Linked DNA regions of Homo sapiens: region 1 is linked to region 2. A link is a loop called in an ENCODE intact Hi-C map of the cell type or tissue named here. Cell type or tissue: PC-3. All regions are shown on one strand. Links, peaks and the distances in the headings refer to the core of each region. The heading gives the core; the rest is flanking DNA. Region 1 has its middle 31 kb from the start of XCR1. Region 2 overlaps FYCO1 (FYVE and coiled-coil domain autophagy adaptor 1).

Region 1 (9,286 bases), core at 615-8,614, 72 kb before region 2:
CTGATTTCAAGCTTGCAACTTTCCTAAAAATAGAACACAAACTGGTATGAGCCAGCTCCTGCATACTTCTGCCCAGATCCAAAACCAACTCTCCTATCTTCCACCACTAGAGCCACCCCAGCCCAGAGATAGGCTAGGAGTTCCATCGGAGACGACAGGCCCTCTGGATGCTGCCAACCTCCTTTCTGCTCCTTTCCACAAGGCCCTGTTGCCTCCTGGGGAAAGGATGGCCCATGTTAGGCTTGAGAAGCCAGAATGGCCCTGAGCTCCTGTTCTGTTGGAATTTCAAAAGTGAACCCCAAGAGGGAATTAGAGATACAAGAGAACTATTGGGGAAAATTCCCAAAAGAGTAACGGGAGAAGGAGCAAAAGTAGGCAGGGAGAGCCTTTAGACAGAGATGCAGATCCAGCACCTATAAAAGGAAGGGGGAAGGAAAAAGGATCCAGGAGGTTGAACCTTAGACCGTAACATAGAAAGTTCTGAGGAAGTCTTGGCAAGGCCAATGGGGAGACCCAGGGCAAAAGTTGCCCTTAGAGGAGTTCTGCTCCAGGCAAGAATGGGAGGGCTCCAAGTTCAGTCATTAGCCAGAAGTAGTGGGGGGTGTGGGGAGACTGGCATGTGGCCTCAGTGTTCATGGTGGAAGTAGCTGAGGCCATCATTCCACCATGCATCCTGCAGCAGGGTCTCCTGAAGGACAGCTGAGCGGGCATGTCCATGGCTGCTGCAGGGACTCACATCCACTGGTCCTGCTTCCAGGAGGCCTGCATCTCCCCAAGGAGTTCAGAAACCATCTATTTTCTCCTGAACCCTAACCACTCACTGAAAAAGCCCCAAAGTCCCAGAGGTGCCCTGGGCCCAATTCTGCTGACTCAACGTCTTCTGTATGTAATGGGCACTGTCCAAATTGGAGTCTGGCTGACACCTCCAAAAGCTTATGGCACTCCCTTCATGATCCTTTGCCACACAAAACCCTTCCCTTAGGGGTTCCGGGGATGGAATCCATCCCAGAGAAGATACCTTCTATGCCAGACTCTTCAAATCCAGCTTTGCCCACAGTGCTGGACCTAGCTGGGCCTCTGAATTCAAGCCCCCATTCCAATGCTTTACACTCACCTGGGGCTTTCTCAGTCACCATGCCCAGATGCCCAGGAGACCAGGGAAAGAAGCCCAGGCCTGGCACCCCCATGACTCCTTCTGGCATCAGCCGCCTAACCCCCATCCTCTGTACCTCTAACTCCCCATATTCCTTTCCCCTCGCAGGACCCCAGGCTCCAGCTTCACTGAGATATGGCTGTATCTTCTGATTTTAAAAGGACTGTCCTAAGGAGTCCTTGGAAGCCATGCTTCAGCCCAAAGGTTCTCAGCAAGGAAGTTGAGCAACATCCCATAAGAGAGAAGGGAATGCAGGGGAATGTCCCACGTGAATGTTCACCAAAGGGTGAACTCAGTAGAGGAAATTTTTAATAATCAAGTGGTTTGGATGATCCACTCTGTGAGTCAGTTAGCTTCTTTCTCCAGACACTCCTGTCATCTCCCAACAGATTCATGGACAAAGTGGCCATGGTGGCAGGAATTGAAGTTATGCATGGGCTCAGCAACATGGACTTACACTCACCAAGGCTGACCTGGCTGCAGCCTCTGCTGAGCATTCAGTTGGCCAGAAGCAAAGATCAACACTGAGTCTCTGATAGGGACAATTCCCCAGAGTGATCAGCCAGCTTATTTAGTGGTAAGCTGACTACACGGGACTGTTTCCATCATGGAAGAGGCAGTGTTTTGTTCTTACTGGAATAGACACTTACTCTGGACACAGATTTGCTTTCCTCCCATTCCCCCCACCAAAAAGGATTTGCTTTTTCTGAATGCAATGCTTCTGCAAAAAATAAAAAATAAAATAGTAATAATACCATCTGTGGACTTGAAGAATACTTTTTCCACCATCATGGTATTCCCACATAACATTACTTCTGAGTAAGGAACTCACTTCACACCAAATGAAGTGTGGCAGTGGGCTTATGCCTATTCAATTTACTGGACTAACCATATTCCCCATCATCCTGAAGCAGCAGGCTTGATAGAATAGTGGAATGGCCTGTGAAGACTCAATTATGGTGGCAGCCAGATGGCAATATCTTGTAGTACTGGGGAAGCGTCCTCCAGGAGGATGTGTGTGCTGTAAATCAGCATCCAATATACATACTGTTTCTCCATAGCCAGGAGTCACCGGTCCAGGAATCAGGAGATAGAAATGGGAGTGGCACCACTCACTATTACCATAGGTAATCCCCTAGCAAAATGTTTGCTTCTGTTCCTGTGACCTTATGCTCAGCTGGTCTACAGGTCTTAGTTACAAAGGGAGGAATGCTTCCACCAGGAGATTCAACAATGATTCCATTGAATTACAAGTTAAAACTGCCACCCTGCCACTTTGGGCTCCTCTTACCTATGAATTAACAGGCAAATAAGGGAGTGCTGTGTTGGTTGGGATGATTGATCCTGATTACCAAAGGGAAATTGGGCTGCTACTACACAATAGAAGAAGACAAAGTATATTTGTAATACAAGAGATTCCTTAGGGCACCTATTAGTACTACCATGTCCTGTGATTAAAGTCAATGGAGAACTACAACCGAGTTCAGGAAGAACTGCTAATGGCCCAGGTTTCAGAAATGAAGATTGGGGTCACCCACCAAGCAAAGAACCATGGCAAGCTTAGGTGCTTACTGAGGGCAAAAGGAATAAGTCATGGGTAGTGGAAGAAGGTATCTATAAATAGATACAGCTATGTTATATAAACAGCTATGACCATATGACCAGATGCAGAAATGAGGACTATATATGAGTATTTCTTTCTATTTTGTTATATGTTTGTACGGATAGATATGCATTAAGCAAATATTTTTGAGTTTTTCCCTCTTTATACTCTTATCATCTAACATAAGATGTATTAACAGTGATTGACTTTACGTCCTAGTATTTAAGTTACAAGGTATCTAGGGAAAGAACTACTATCACTCAAGGACACTGCAACCTGTTCCAGGGAAAAGGTTAGCACAATTTCAGTTGTATCATGTTAATAGAAAGTATGACTTTCTTATTGTAAAGATAGATATAGATATAAATATAGACGATAGCTGTAGATATCCATTCTTCTGGTTTTGTTTCTTTGGTGGAACGTTTATTTACACACACCTCAATAAAGGTGTATACACAAACACAAAAACTTTGTCAGGGACATTGGTCATGAGTATTCAGTCCTCAGCCAAGTGGAAGTGAAAAGTAGCCAGGCACCATTTCCTCTTTTTTGCTAAAAGTGGGAAATGGAATACGTATACTGCATGTTATATAGAAGTAAGAGTGAAAGTTTTTTTTTTAACATCATTGTCACTGAAATTAGAAATTGGGAACTAAGATTTTCTTTCTGAAATCAACTAGCAAATTCAAATGTTCACAGGCTGCAATTTGTGGGACTGAACCCTGAGACTGTCTATAAATAATGTGATTGAGAGTTTAAGTACCTATTTTTCCTTCCAAGCAAAATGAACAACCAAGTGCAATGCTCCAAGTTCTGCCTACTGGGAGTATTTCTTCTCATCACTGTGGTTTAGGAATGACCCAGAGAGAAGATGTATTGCTACACCTGAACATCTTGGGTGATGCCTGCATATTGTGCACAACCAACTATAAGCAAACTTGAGTTTTTCTCTTCCTCATTCAGCTAATCACAGGGAATTCTTCATGAGGCCATAGGTACAGGCTGAGACAGAGAAGGCAGTGTAGGAAGAATCAGCTCTATAGGTATATGGGCCACTTCCTCAGCTAACTTTCTTGTGCCTTCAAGGCTGGCTCGGGCCTGTCTCATATTTACCATTTCCATTTGATGATGGAGTGCTATTGTGCACACCCCACCTTAGGATTTAGTGGGTCAGACAGCAGTAAAAGGGCTGCTTCTGCTGGCAAAGAAGACTCAACAATATTTAGGGATGTAATGACCCCACCTTCCTTAGGATCTTTTCATATGTCCCCACTCTGATTTTGAAGAGCCCATTACTTCCCAATCAATGCCTTCACTCTAACAGAAGACACCCTATGGCCGGTCATCATGGCTCACACTTGTAATCCCAGCACTTTGGGAGGCCAAGGTGGGTGGATCCCTTGACCTCAGGAGTTCAAGACCAGCCTAGGCAACATGGTAAAACCCTGTTTCTACAAAAATACAGGAAAACTAGCTGGGCATGGTGGCACCCGTCTATAGTCCCAGCTATTCAGGACTACAACTACTCAGGAGGCTGAGGTGGGAGGATCGCTTGAGCCCAGGAGGTAGAAGCTGCACTAAGCCATGATCTCACCACTGCACTCCAGCCCTGGTGACAGAGTAAGACCTTGTCTAAAATAAAATAAAATCAGAAGATGCCCTGCAACGTTGTGAATTCAATTTGCATTGTAATACAGCCACTTGCAGGATAAGACTCAGGATTTGGTTTTCAGAAATTCCAGTCCTGCATCTACAGAGACAGGGTTTCTTTAAGGACAGACATAGAAGCTTTTGGATCATATATGTGGAGCTCAGCTGGCAATTTGAAGCCCTGAGTTCATCCTTTTCCTTCTCCACTTTCTCTAACATAGTCAGGAGCAACCAGCCAATCTCACTATACACCTTATTTTGACTAAATGCCCCAAAGGTATCAAATACATGATCACCAGAACCTTACCTTTAATAAGCATTTGATCAGGAATATCCAGGAATATTTTGCCACCTCATTCCATGCCCTCTTTACCAATGGAAATAGAGTCATTACTGGCCTTAAATTGAATCATACGAGAGAGGCAATTCAGAAAATTCATCCTTAAGATTTTGTTCTTTTAGAACCACTTCCATTACCTAAATCCATATGAGTCAGGCTTTCACTAGAGAAACAGAACCAGTAGGATATCCAGTAGGATGTAGGAGATAGGTAGCAAGATAGATGATCGATAGATGATAGATACATAGATGGCAGATAGATAGATAGATGGATGCGTAGATAGATAGATAGATAGATAGATAGATAGATAGATAGATAGATAGATAGACAGACAGATAAGATGATAATAGGTACTAGATAGAGATTTATTGCAAGAAATTGTCTTACACAATTGTAGGGACTGATTAGGGAAATCCAAACTCTGCAGGGCAGCCATCGGGAAGAGCAGGCTGGAACTCTCAGGTAAAGGCTAACTGCAATCCACAGGCAGAATTTCTTCTTCAGGGAAACCAGTTCTGCATTCACGCCTTTCAACTCTAGGAGGAATCGGGCCTCCTAGAGTATTAGGAATAATTTCCTTTCCATAAAGTAAACCGATTGTAGATGTTAATCACATCTACAACACCTAGAATCATGTCTGATTGAATAGCTGTGGAATACAGCCTAGCCTAGATGGCACATAAAACTGGCTATCACAAGGTATAATTAAAGTACAATAAACTGCACCTATTTAAAGTGTGTCTTCTGATTTATTTTAACATATGTGGAAACCCATGAAATTATCACCAAAATCAAGACGCCAATTTTTTCATCATCCCCAACAGTTGCTTTGCGCCCCTTTATAATCCATCTTTCCCTCATCCCAAACCCCAGGCAACCACTGATCTGATCTGTTTCAGTCACTATAAATTAGTTGGCATTTTCTAGAACTTTACATAAATGGAATCAAGCCAGGTGCAGTAGCATATGCCTATGGTCCCAGCTACTTGGCTAGCTGAGGCAGTTGACTCTCTTGAGCTCAAGAATTTAAGTCCAGCCTAGAAAACATAGCAGGACTCACCTCTAAAAACTAAAAACGGAAAACAATGGAATCATACATTATGTACTCTTTCTTGCTTCTTGCATTTAGCATCATTATTTTGAGGTTCACTCACATTGTAGGGTGATGATGAATCTGTTTCTTTTTAATGCTGAGAGTATTTCACTGTGTGGATATTCCACAGTTGATTTATCCTTTCACCCACTGATGGACACTAGGGCTGCTTTAAGTTTTGCTTTATTACAAGTAAAGCTGCTACGGTCTTTTGTGAGCAAATGTTTGCACGGAAATTGTTTTTGGCTTTCTCTAGTAAATACCTAGGAGCCAGATGACTCCTAGGTAAACAAACACATGGGTGTTTGTTTAACTTTCAAAGAAGCTGCCAGCCAGGTACAGGGGCTCCAAGCCTGTAATCCCACCACTTTGGGAAGCCAAGGTGGGCAGATCACTTGAGTTCAGGAGTTGGAGACCAGCCTGAGCAAGATGGCGAAACCCCATCTCTACAAAAAAAAAAATAAATAAATACAAAAATTAGCCAGGTGTGGTGGCATGCGCCTGTAGTCCCAGTTATTTGAGGGGCTGAGGCAGGAGAATTGCTTGAGTCCAGGAGGTTGAGGCTGCAGCGAGCTGTGATTGCACCACTGCACTCTAGCCTGGGCAACAGTGTGAGACCCTGTCTCAAAAAAAATAAAAGAAAGAAAAACTGCCAAACTGCTTTCTAGAATAATTGTACCATCCCCCCAAGTTTTAAATTTGTCACCCAAAAGTCCTTGATTGGTATGTGGGTCATAAATTTTGTGTTAAAAGAAGTATTGAAATGAAAACTTGAGGCTGGTTGCAGTGGCTCACGCCTGTAATCCCAACACTTAGGGAGGCTGAGGCAGGTGGATCACCTGAGGTCAGGAATTTGAGGCCAGCCTGGCCAACATGGTGAAACCCCATCTCTACTAAAAATAAAAAGAAAAAAAACGAACTCTTGAAATGCTAGTCTGACCCCTATATAACAAGCACTGCACCTACACCACACATTTCTGAGAGCAGTAGGAAGAAGAGTGGAGGAAGACAGTCCCAGCCAGCCTAAGGAGTCAAGAGACTGCTTAACAACCAATCCCAACCCCAAGCCCAATCTTGGAAACAAGTGTGGCTCCCCTTAAACCAAGCCCTAGAAACCTGAGACTTTGGAGCCAGACAAGTTGGACTGAATCCCACTCAACCACCATTTTCTTGCTGATTAACTGTGAGTGACTTTAACCTCTGAGCACCTCTGCTGGCTTATCTGCAAATTTCAAATATTGATTGTCTCTTCTTCATAGTGTTGTTAAGAGATCTGATTAAGTTGATGCTTGGCAGAGTGGTGGTGGCTCCCTTAACTCCATGTTTCCACATGGGCCCTACTGCTGGACAAGCAGGGATCCTTCAAGGTACCTTGAAATTACGGAATCCAGGTCTCCAGAGGACCCTCTGAGGTACTGTAACTGTAATAGGTTCATTGCCTGATGCACAGAGCAAGTCAGTACACCAAGACACCGGGTTGCAGCAGAGAAAGAGGTTTAATCATAGGGCCACTGAATGAGGAGATGGGAAGAAACTTCAAATCTGTCTCACTGAGGAGTTTGTGGCTAGGGTTTTTAAGGGTTTTGGAGTGAGCCAAAGTGTGGAGACTGTTGACTGGTCAAAGAGTGCAGGGTGAAGTCATGGGACAAGAGGATGAAGAAACTGTATTTTCATTATGATCCATTCGTCTGGAGGGGTCTTCAAACTAGTTGGCAACAGCTGTTTGGCTGGAATTTGGGATCTGGAAAACATCTTAGAAATTCTTAAACAAAAACCTTCTGATTTTGTTTATGATTGTTTTGTTCATGTACATGACTCAGATCTTATCTATCTTAAATAAAAGCCTTATGATTCTAACATCAGAAATCCTATCTATAGGAACAACAGGGATGCCAATGGTCAGTATCAAGTGCTACGTGACTTTTGGTTACAAAGAAGTGAGTGGAAGTGTACCCTGATTAATGCTTCATTATATGTATTTCTGTCCAAAATTCTTGTTAACTCTGCAAGGATGGCTTCAGCACTCTGTCTACTTCTTCCTGGCCTGAACTCAATACACTGCAGAGGGCAACAAGGGATATAACTTAAGAGAGACCTTCTTCCTCCCACCCTGAGTTACATATGCCTTTTCTGCTAAGGATTCCACCAGTGATCGATTTCCTTAGGTCAGTTTTTCCTGATCTTGGCTGACCATTGGCTCCTAGGTGCATTTGACTGATCATCCGTGTCTGTGGACCACTTCTTATTCAGGTGGCAATGCTTCCCAGCACAAACCAATGAGATGCCTGACCCCCTCATTCATCATGATTGCTTCCTTGCCCCTCCCTAGTTCCTGTTTTTTTACACATTGTTACATTTCTTTCCTGCTATATAAACCTCTAGTTTTAGTTGGTCAGGGAGATGGATTTGAGACTGAGCTCCCATCTCCTCAGCTGCAGCACCTGATTAAAGCTTTCTTCCTTGGTAATACTCGTCATCTCAGTCACTGATTTTCTGTGCAGCCAGCAGCAGTACCTACACCAAACCCCTGGTGTTTCGGTAACAGTAATCCATCACACTCGCCCCCCCCTCGTCCTTTTGAGTGTCCATTGTCTACCATTCCACACTCTACACTCTTGTGTACACATTATTTAGTTCCCACTTTGCAGGGAGCCGAACGCCCGTGGGACTGACCAACTCAGCATTCCACTGGATGCTATATGATCAAACAACAAACTGTTTATCATGAACGCAGGATCTGGGCAAACTCACGACTGCTCCCACTGCCAGAAGGTTTGCTGAGGGCAATCGCTTCCTGGCCTCAAGCTCCTTGAGGTTATCTACTGGGACATCTAGAGAATGCAGTCTTGCAAGCCTACTCTGGACCAAGCAGCTGACCCCTTCTTCCACACCCACCTTCTCGCTATCTCTTTTGCCTAATAAATATGGAGGGCTGTGTAAAGCTCAGGGCCCTTGTCCACTAGAGGCAAGGTGCTCCCTGACCCCTTCTTCCAAATATGCTCTTTTGTCTTTGTCTTTTATTCCCGCGTTTGCCCCCCTTTGTTCAGTCCCCCTAGGTCCATGTGGGTTACATAGTGGCACCCCAGAAAAGGGACTTTGAGGACGTGAATGAAGAAGATCTGCTGGAGCAGAGGAACTGAAACTGACAAGGCGAACAGGGAGCCCGGGATGAGTCTGCCAGCAGCGGATATAATTATGGTCAGTGCCCTAAAGAGCTACTGGGAGCAGTGCCTTAAAGTAGTACTGGGAATGGGAAGTTTTCTGAATCAGGGTAACATGGGGCAGAATTGGTCTGTTGAAGAAAAACATTATGTGCAGTTGCTTAAAGTTTTGTTGAAACAAACTGGTGCTCAGGTTAGTTCTCACATTAACTAAGATGCTATGGGAGGTTATTATGCATAACCCATGGTTTCCACAGGCAGGCACTCTTGATGTGGAAAATTGGGA
Region 2 (9,155 bases), core at 1,156-9,155:
TCATGATGGCCGGGCGCAGTGGCTCATGCCTGTAATCCCAGCACTTTGGGAGGCCAAGGCGGGTGGATCACGAGGTCAGGAGATCAAGACCATCCTGGCCAACATGGTGAAACCCCGTCTCTACTAAAATACATTTAAAAAAAAAATTGCCAGTCGTGGTGGCGTGCGCCTGTAGCCCCAGCTACTCACGAGGCTGAGGCAGGGGAAATCACTTGAACCTGGGAGGGGGAGGTTGCAGTGAGCTGAGATCGCGCCACTGCACTCCAGCCTGGCGACAGAGCGAGACTCCATTTCAAAAAAAAAGTGCTCTTGTTGCCACCATTGAAAGATTAGTAGTATTTACATCTTTGTACATTTCTATGCCTCAAAGTTTAGTTTGTATGGTGGGGCAAGGATCTATGTGTTTTGTTTTGTCTAATTCATTCATTCATTCAGCAGTAATTTATTGAGGGCTCTCCATGTGCCAGAACTGTGCTAGGGGAAATCATGAACAGCAACGAAGTTTACAGTCAAGTGGAAAGAATAGAGATTCAACAAAAAATTACCATTGTGACAAATGGCCCCAGAAGCCACAGAAGCATAATGTGAGACTCTGCAGTGAGGGCTGAGAATCATGAGCGGAGTACAGTGTGGTACCTTGTATGTTCACTTGTTCTTATCAAAGCACTTACCAGGCCTCAAGTGCTCCTTCTTACTAGTTTTTATTGGGGTATATGTTATCTATTTCTCCTGCTGAGCCTGAGTTCCTTAAAGGTCAGAGCTCCACCCACTGCCCCTTTTCACAGCTATAGCCCCGGCTCCTGGTTCAGGCTTGCCTCTTAATCGTGCTGCCAAAAAATACCTTTTACCTGGCTGGCAGTTTGTTAGCACACAGAAGTTGCCTGCTGCTTCCTCAAGGCCATGTTTTGTGGCTATGTCATATTCTATCAGAGATTCAGTTCTTAGTTCATAACTAGCTGGATTGACCCCCTGACACTTCGGTCAGGAGAGGTCCCAGAGCATATAATTTTGGAGATCTGTAGTTTTTCCCCATCTAGGTTGGGCCTGTATTCTTTGGAGCAGGAGTAGATGCACCAGTTGAGTTCTTAATTATTGATGCAGTTGTTCCAGAGATTGTCCAGATTCTCATGCCTGTCATTGTCACCTCTTGGATATTTTCTCAGCCCCACAGCGTCAAGTACAGAGGTGTGGCTCCTCCCTTGAGCAACTGCCCACCTCACTAAAAAAAGACTTGGCTTCCCCAGATCCAAAAGCAACACCTCAGAGCCCTCTAAGTCCTGCTCTCTGGGGTCCATGGACTCGAATAGTGGCTGTTTTGTATGTGTTCTGGGAGAGCAACCAAGGAAACTGCTATTGTTGGTGGGGGGAAGGGGACCAAGAGAAGGTTGAAGAAGCCATGGCAAAGCCTCAAGTTCTCATTCCCTTTATGAAAGAGAGAAGATGACAAGCAAAAAGGAGTGTTTGGGAAAGATGACCCAGGCATGCAGTGGGTTAACACTTTAATCATAGGTCCAAGGGGTTGGGTCACCTAATGAGTCTTTGTTCACGTGTGCTGAAATGCCTGCCTCTGAGCTGGCCTCTGGCAAACTCCGGAGCACTCTCCTAGCCACCCTCTTGAAGCTCTGGGAAGGGCAGTCTGCCTGCCCACTGATTGTTCCAGCCCCTGGGCCAGCAGGACCTCCAGGCCTTCGAAGCTGCAGGTACCAGCCAAGTGCCTCCCTTTCTGTAGGTGGTAACTAGATAGTTGCCGTTGGGTGTGCTGAACCAGGCCTAGGCAATGGACTCTTCCAGAAAGGCTTTTCTGCCTTTTTAACCATCCTTGTCCTTAACATTCTTTCTTGGTCAGGGGAGACTTTACAACTGGTAGGCTCCTCCTTATTTGGGACTGGGGGAGGAATCCAACTGTAAGGTGTCCTCTCTGGGTCAGCCCTTAGCTATTGTGTTGGGAGCAAAATTTTGAAGGTGGAGAAAGGTTGACTTCCACGCCTCCAACCTCCTCCTCCCCTGATGATTCTTCTTTCCTTGTGTGACTACTCAGATGCTGTCTGAGCCAGTTTCTGGGCAATATTATGAGTATTAGTCACTTGGACCATAGCATAAATAGGTTTGCATGAGTCAGTCAGCATCTTTGTATCTTAATTTGACTAAATTGCCGTTGCTATTGTTTAAGGCATTTAGGGCATCTGGGCAGGTATAGAAAAAACTTGGAGGTCAGAGAAGGTCCTTTACTTCTAAAATGATATCTAGGTCATGACTAGGAACTCATACAGTAGTACCAAGTGAAAAATAAGAATTTTAAAAAATGCATTGAGTCCCTTTTCCTCTTTGTCAGAAAACTGGATGTTTTCAGACATTTTGGATAGGCTTAAACATAATTTTGAGTTGTTGGCAAGGAAATTCAATGCTTCCAAAGATTTTATAAAACGCATTTCTCTGATATTTGAAAGAGCCTGTCAGAGACAGCAACGAAGGTTTTTACATGTTGTGCAACAAGGACTGTGGGTTTATGAGGTGATTGGCACACTGGGGGCCCTGTGAGGTGTGTGAGTCCTGGAGTCCTTACGCTGGTGCTGGGGCAGCCGTGGTAGTATGTACAGAGCTTTGAGTGTCTCCTGAGTTAGGAGAGCCATTTGCTAATGGGTTGTAGATGTCAGGATCAGGCTGGTTCATGCCAGGAGTCTGTGATTCCCTCAATGAAAGGGCAAGCTTATCTAGAGACACAAGGAAGTTGGCCATGTTTGGAGAGTGATCTTGCCCATTCTGTGCCTTTTGTTGGTTAGTAATGACCTCAGACCGAGACGGAGGAGCAAGGAGGGCAAGATGCTGAGTTCCTGAAAATAGCATCCCCATGGTGACCATGTTCTCTATGGAAGCTCTGATTTACTTCCTGAATCCCTGTGAGGTGATGACCCAGAGCCAGAGTGGGGAAGCCCACCACACCCCACAGGCCTGGCAGGCAGTTTCTTAGGGCTCATTATGCTGGTGGCGACACAGGCTCTTTGAAAAATCAGCTTGTGTAATGAGTGGCTGGGAACAGCTCACCCCACGACCTGGGAACTTGACACCAGCCAAGAGCACACTCCCAAGGTCAGACAGAGAAGGTCTCCTGCCTTGGGCTCACACAAGGGCAGTGTCACCAAAGCACCAAGAAGTCTTAAAGGAGTGTGTTGCCATCTGTGTTCAGGCTTATGATGCTGTTTGGGTTTGCAGACATTGTTTCCCTTGTGCCAGACTCCAGTTAGGGCTGGTTTCCAGAAAATCCAGCTGGTTGGTTCCTTCATTGTCCTGGCCGCAGCCCGGATGAGTTACTCAGGATCTGTTGTTGCTATCACCTCCTTCCCAAGCTCCACCCTCTCCACAGACATGGTCAGAAGTGTACACACAGACCCAGTGGGCTGCATTTAAAGATCACAGGGTATCACTCCAGTCGTCTTTCTCCAGGATTATTTCTCTCAGAGACTGCAAACTCCTCTGTGTTGGCAGCAGCCAAATAAGAGGAATGCAGTTAGAGAAACAGCCTTTACTCTTGTGTGCCTCCGTCCCAGCATCCTTTTCTTTTTGGCTCTCTCCAGTGACTGCCTGTTCACTTTTTAGGCCTGGCCATCACAGAGTGTCTACCACTTCTCCCTTCCCCAAGCTGAATTAGATTTTCCCTTCCTCAGATCCCACTGCATTTTTTTTTATAAATTCATCCCAATGCTCCTTTTTTGTGAGATATAACTTATAGTTATATGAGTTGTGACAAGTGTATGTTTGTCAAATACATATAGTCATGTAACCATCACCGTAATCAAGGCAGTAAACAGAATTGCCCCCCATATTTTCCTGTGCTCCTTTGTAGTCAGACTCTCCCTTCTCCCCTAGACCCTGGCAGCTACTGATGTGATTTCTCTCCTAATGATTTGCCTTTGCCAGAATAGCATATAAATGGGATTGCACAGTTGTGGTGGTTTGAGAGGCTTCTTTGACTCAGCACAGGGCATTTCAGATTCCTCCATGTTGTTTTGTATGCCCATAGTTCATATCTTCTCAGTACTGAGTGCCCATGACTTTTTATCCATATCTCTACGTGAGCCTCTTCCATTGTATCTGGATATGTGATATTTTTCCATCTGTCTCCTTGATGGGTAGCCAGGCTCTTCCAGGGCTGGACTGTGTCTTGTGTGCCTCTGTATCCCCAGCCTGCATGTAGCAGACACTTGACGGAATGTGCTGGGGCAGCTGTGTGTTGATAGTGGAGGTTCTTATCCTCTCTGGCTCTCTCTAGGGCCCCGGCTGGTCCCTGCTCAGGCCTGTGTTCAGCTGGTGACCTGGAGAGACACCCAGGGATGGGCAGGCAGGCTTCTCATAAAGCACTCCCATCCTCAGTTTGGTGTCCCTGATGGATGGGTGCCAACACTTGTTGGGAGGTTTGGGGGGTTCTCTGTGGCTCCCCTGAAGCTCTTCTCTCTGGGACTCATGAATTCCTGGGACTGTGGTACGGGCATGTGTCTGTTTCCTTCCTAAGCCAGAGAAGCCCTCTTTGGGCCTTGTTTGCACTGAGTCACAGCTACATTGGCTAGTTAGTTAAAAATAGGCTCTAGTTATCTCTGCCCTGTGATAGGCCCTCTCCTCGGGCAGAGGCAGGAATCCTTATGTAAATATTTGGAGGAGCTTGTGGCTGGGGTGGTTTCCATGCCAGGATCTGCTTGCCTGGACTCCTGGAGCCACGAGGGCAAGGTGGCAGTGGGAGAGTGAGAGGTGGCATGTGTTAGAACACTCAGGGTGTTCACATTACTTGGGAGATGCTGGAGTTCATGGTAGTACCTCGAGCCGGTGGAAGTGGTTGGTCATTTGCTGTAGTGACAATGGCTGAGTCTTAAAAAGTCAGTAGGACTTATTGGAAAACCACCAGGTTTGAAATCAGACTGACCAGAGTTCAGTCTCTGTGATTCCTCGCCTTACTGGCCCGTGGCCTAAAACAAGTTACATGACTCCTCTGAGCATCATTTTCTCCTTTGTAAACAGGGACGATGTTATCTGCTCCACCAGGGTGATTGTGAGAATTAAAAGTGATCATGTGTGTAAAGCACGTAACAGAGCCCTGCACGCAATAGACCCTCATTTAGTGCCGGCTGCCACCACAGCCAACTCTAGTCTTGCTATCTACTTTGCCAGCAAACATTACAACCTTGCACTGGATATCTAAGGGAAGAATGAGAGGTTCTGAAAGGACGTAGGATCTCCAGATGCATGTCCAGACCTCTTTCCAATGTGCTCACATCTCTTTAACTTCTGTTGGCCTTCAGCCCTACGGGTAAATCACTTCAACAGCTGCCCATGTAGGGCTGATAACTCAGGACTCACCAGCTGGGAGAGGACTGTAACCAAACTTAAAAATAGAGACACATCCATTGCCTGGTGCAGGGGCTGTGCAGGCCTCTGGAGAGAAGGCCAGGCAGCATCTGCACACCCAGGCTGAGTTGGACTCTGGGCAGCTGGAGGCTTCAAGCCTCACGACGAAGGGGACCCTGCCAGGCAAGCCCGGCTTTCCTTGGTCCAGAAGTTCTGAGGGTATGTGTCCTCATCCTCTCCCCCAACTAGCACTGCCTGGCTAGAGACTGACCATTCTTCAGAGAAAGAAAGGTGGAGAGGGTGTGGGGCCAGGTGTGGGGGAGATGGGGATCCTTAGGCTTAGCAGAGCTGTCTGAAGCTGGGCTGCACTGATTCCGTGTAGCCTTTGGTATAAGGGGATGGAGAGAGCCACTAGGTGGCTTTTTAAAGGAAAGTAAGGCAGTCCTATCTAAGGTGAATGGAAAGTGAGCTCAAAAAGATAGGCTGCAATATGATTGATCTAATTTCTTGTTTAGCCCCAAACCAGGTCACTGTGTCTGAATAGAAGTGTGTCAGAAACAAACCAGAGAGTGCCCACAGAACAAGGCCCACACAGAAAGGTCAAGCCCTCCTGTTGAGGGAATACACCCAGATAGGGTGACCTTTGTGCCCAGAGCAGAGTTCTCTAATATTGTCGTTAAATTGTGTCTGTATCTGCTTCCTCCATGGCCTCCCCTTCCTCTGTGCAGGTGCCACCATGGAGTCTGACCACTGCTGAGCAGACAGCCACCGAGGGCCGAAATTCTGAGCCTTCCTCTGGACCCAGGCAGGAGACATACAGACAAGAAAGGCAAACTCACCATGGCCTCCACCAATGCAGAGAGCCAGCTCCAGAGAATCATCCGAGACTTGCAAGGTATGGTAGGTTGCTGGGCAGGCTGAGTTTGGTTTTGAGGGACTTGTGGCAGGGCTTTTTGCTGTTGCCAGTTGAAATTCAACCCTTTCATTTTTGTTCACACAACGAGTAATTGGAGTCCTCAGGTCACATCATATTGAAATATTTGGGTCTCAAATATCCACCTTGTGTAAGGCTTGGAAAGCTTGCCTGGTTTCCTTTCAGAGAACTGTAAAGCCAGTTTGTAAACAAAATCATACACCCGGCTCCAGGACTGGGTCTGATTTCCATTAGTGCACACATGTGTGTTTTGAAGCTGCCTGTTAAGTCTTTGGCTAAATCCCAAACTTCTGGGCTCTGATGAAGTTGGCTTCTTTGGAAAAGAATGTTCTTTCTCCCACTGAGCAGGAAGGACAGAGACCCACCTATCTTGTTTTGCTGCCCAACTGGGTCCTGGCTGGCGGATGGCCCATTGCCTGGGATGCACTGTAGGTCCAGTCCTGCTGCCTCCCAGACTTCCCTGAGCTCAGCGTTGTCCACTGAGAGAGGCTATGACTTGTATCCCTTATCTCACTGGAGAAAAGCAAGGCAGAGGAAGGTGCAGATAAAGTTTCATAGACTCAGGAGAAACGGACTATTTTCTTTTTGGCTGCAAATTCCAAGTTTCACTCTTTCAGATGCTGTCCCAGGGGTCAGAGTTTTTATAAGTTTTCCATCCCCACTCATCACCAGTGCTGACCTTTAAGCTCTTCGGAGCTCTAGGACACTTGATACTACACAGTCTGAAGCTGACCACTTCCTCCATGCCTGCAGAGTCCGCTGTGACACTTTTCTGACAGACTAAAGGCCCAGGCTTCTAACTGCTTGGGCACCACAAGCAGTTATCTCCCATACCAGGAGCCATTGGCCTAGCATGGCCACAGTGCAGTTCTCATTCTGAAGTTCCAAAGTCAACAAGATAAAAAACATTTTCTCAGGCTTTTAATCTTGTGTCTACCATGCCTTGGGCCTCTGATAGCTAACAATTTCATGGCATTTCATGTGCACCGGGCACTTTCTATACCAACAGCCTGGCACCAGTCTATGCTCCTAACCACTCTAGTCTACTTTCAGCTAAGACATTAGATGCTTTTTTAAATCTACACAGAGAGGCAGAGAAAGTGAAATGCCAGTCTCTGCAAATCTGAGTTTGCCACTGGCTTTAAGAGGTCTCTCCATAAAGTAGATAGTCTTTTCTGTGTTTCAATATCTGGTTCTTGAGGATAACTTTGAGACCTGGAGGTCCTTATTGGGAGGGAAGAGGGTGAAATAGGGGACCCTCAGGTAGAGCTTCTGATCTAGACCATTGTCTATCCTATGTACCAGCTGAGTCTGGCCACCCCCAACATCCTGGGCTGATTTCAATGTCCTTTACATAGGCCACAGAGCACTTTGGTGGGAATTCTTGAAAGGTGCCACTTTCTCAGTACCCTCCACTTTCATCTGTTGGTAAACGTCTTAATAAGCATACAAATCTACAGCATCTACCATGAGAGTGGAGTGTCCTTAACTGAGGCATCTTTGTGTGGTACACAGCCTTCACTCCTCTGCAGGGCAGCCCACTTATCCTCTTGGTGACAGCAGTTTCAAAGACTTTGGAGTCAGGCAGGGGTGTGCTCAGCTTCTGGCTTCTCTTTTAACCCTCGAAAATGTTGGACAAGTCCCTTCACCTTTCCAACGCACAGTTGCTTCCTTCATGTGCCAGGTGGGTTTGATGATAACACCCACTTCTCAAGATTATTGAAAGAATCAAATAGTAATTCCTGCAAAGCTAATATTACTTAGAATATCAGAGATTAGAGCTGAAAATTTCATATTTCATATCCAGAGTCTACTCCTTCAAAGTTTCAGGAGTTCCCAGATCAGGTTGCGAGTGTTTACCTGGCCTGAGGAGGCAGGAGGGTGGAGGAGGAAGGCTCTTTGTCTCTCCCAGGCCCCTGGCTCACTGGCTGTCAGTGCCAGCCATTGCAGACACTTCTAGCAAGGTACAGTGGACAACAGTCACTTGTAAGAATCAGTCCCAAGAACCTGTCTCCACCATTTGCTAATCTTTGCCTGAGGGGTCGTGTTGATTACATTTTCAGCCATCTTAGGCTTGGCTTCAGTCCTGGACAGGTCTGCTTCAAACCATGGTTCTTGGGAGCAGGGTTTAGGAATTTAAGAATTGCCAGAGAAGCAGATAGTTTTGTGAAGCACATCCCACCATCTCTGCTGGGAAAAGGTTTTCCAGGATCTAAACCAAATCCAGTGTCTCGATAGTCCCTCTGTCCCACAGCAGAGGCAGTGAGTGAGAGTCAAAGGTGGGTTTTCCTCTTTTCTACACAGGGAGGTGAATTATCTTAGAAGTTAAGAGGTGAGCTCTGGAGTTAGACAGCTCTTGAGAAAACCAGGGTTCTTATTCCAGCTCTGCTGTTTGCCACCCATGATCTTTGGCCAAGTGCTCTGATTTCTCTGTACACTCCTCATCTGCAAAATGGGGATAATCATAGCAGACTTCATAGATTCTAAATTGTACTTTTTTTTTTGACATTTTAACAGCTCTGAAACTGTAATGTATATTATAATTAATTGTATCTTAGATTCATCGAAATAAGGCAATCCCTGCCTCTCAATGCCATATTAAATGAGAAAAATACATGTAAAGGCCCAGCCCCTCAAGGACACTCAGTTAACAGAAGCAGGTGCGGTTGTCATTGTTGGAATTGTGATTGTCACTACTATTATTTGCACATACTGGGTATTCTGATCCTGCGCTTACCTATAATGAGCAGTAGGATTATAGTGAAGAACCTGAAATGTGGCTAGAATAAAGGTAAAGCTTTCTGGAAGTCAGTATTCAGGGACTGAATTGATTCATCCACACAGCAAACATTTGTTGTCCAGCTACTATATGCAAATTACTAGCCCT

The links. A loop is a pair of places that touch in the nucleus more often than their neighbours do. Peaks named below come from ENCODE experiments on the same cell type or tissue, not always from the same donor. Only the 100,000 strongest peaks of a DNase experiment are listed, where the experiment ranks them.
Region 1: a loop joins it to region 2, with 3 times the contacts of the local background. A loop is called at or near these places in 13 of 110 quality-filtered maps.

The regions. Positions count from the first base shown.
Region 1 is chr3:46,053,671-46,062,956 of GRCh38, reverse strand. It overlaps a transcript of XCR1 not described here. Among named protein-coding and RNA genes, the nearest start is that of XCR1, 31 kb to the right of the region's middle. In PC-3, for the core only: no CTCF peak of the experiment used is centred there; no DNase peak of the experiment used is centred there.
Region 2 is chr3:45,981,930-45,991,084 of GRCh38, reverse strand. It overlaps FYCO1 (FYVE and coiled-coil domain autophagy adaptor 1), which reads left to right. Exons shown (of 18, transcript NM_024513.4): 2 at 6,063-6,229. The coding sequence starts at 6,175. Among named protein-coding and RNA genes, the nearest start is that of FYCO1, 9.3 kb to the left of the region's middle. RefSeq lists enhancers at 2,536-3,036, 4,474-4,768. In PC-3, for the core only: no CTCF peak of the experiment used is centred there; DNase peaks (open chromatin) are centred at 2,044 and 4,584; H3K4me3 peaks cover 326 bases; H3K27ac peaks cover 3,276 bases.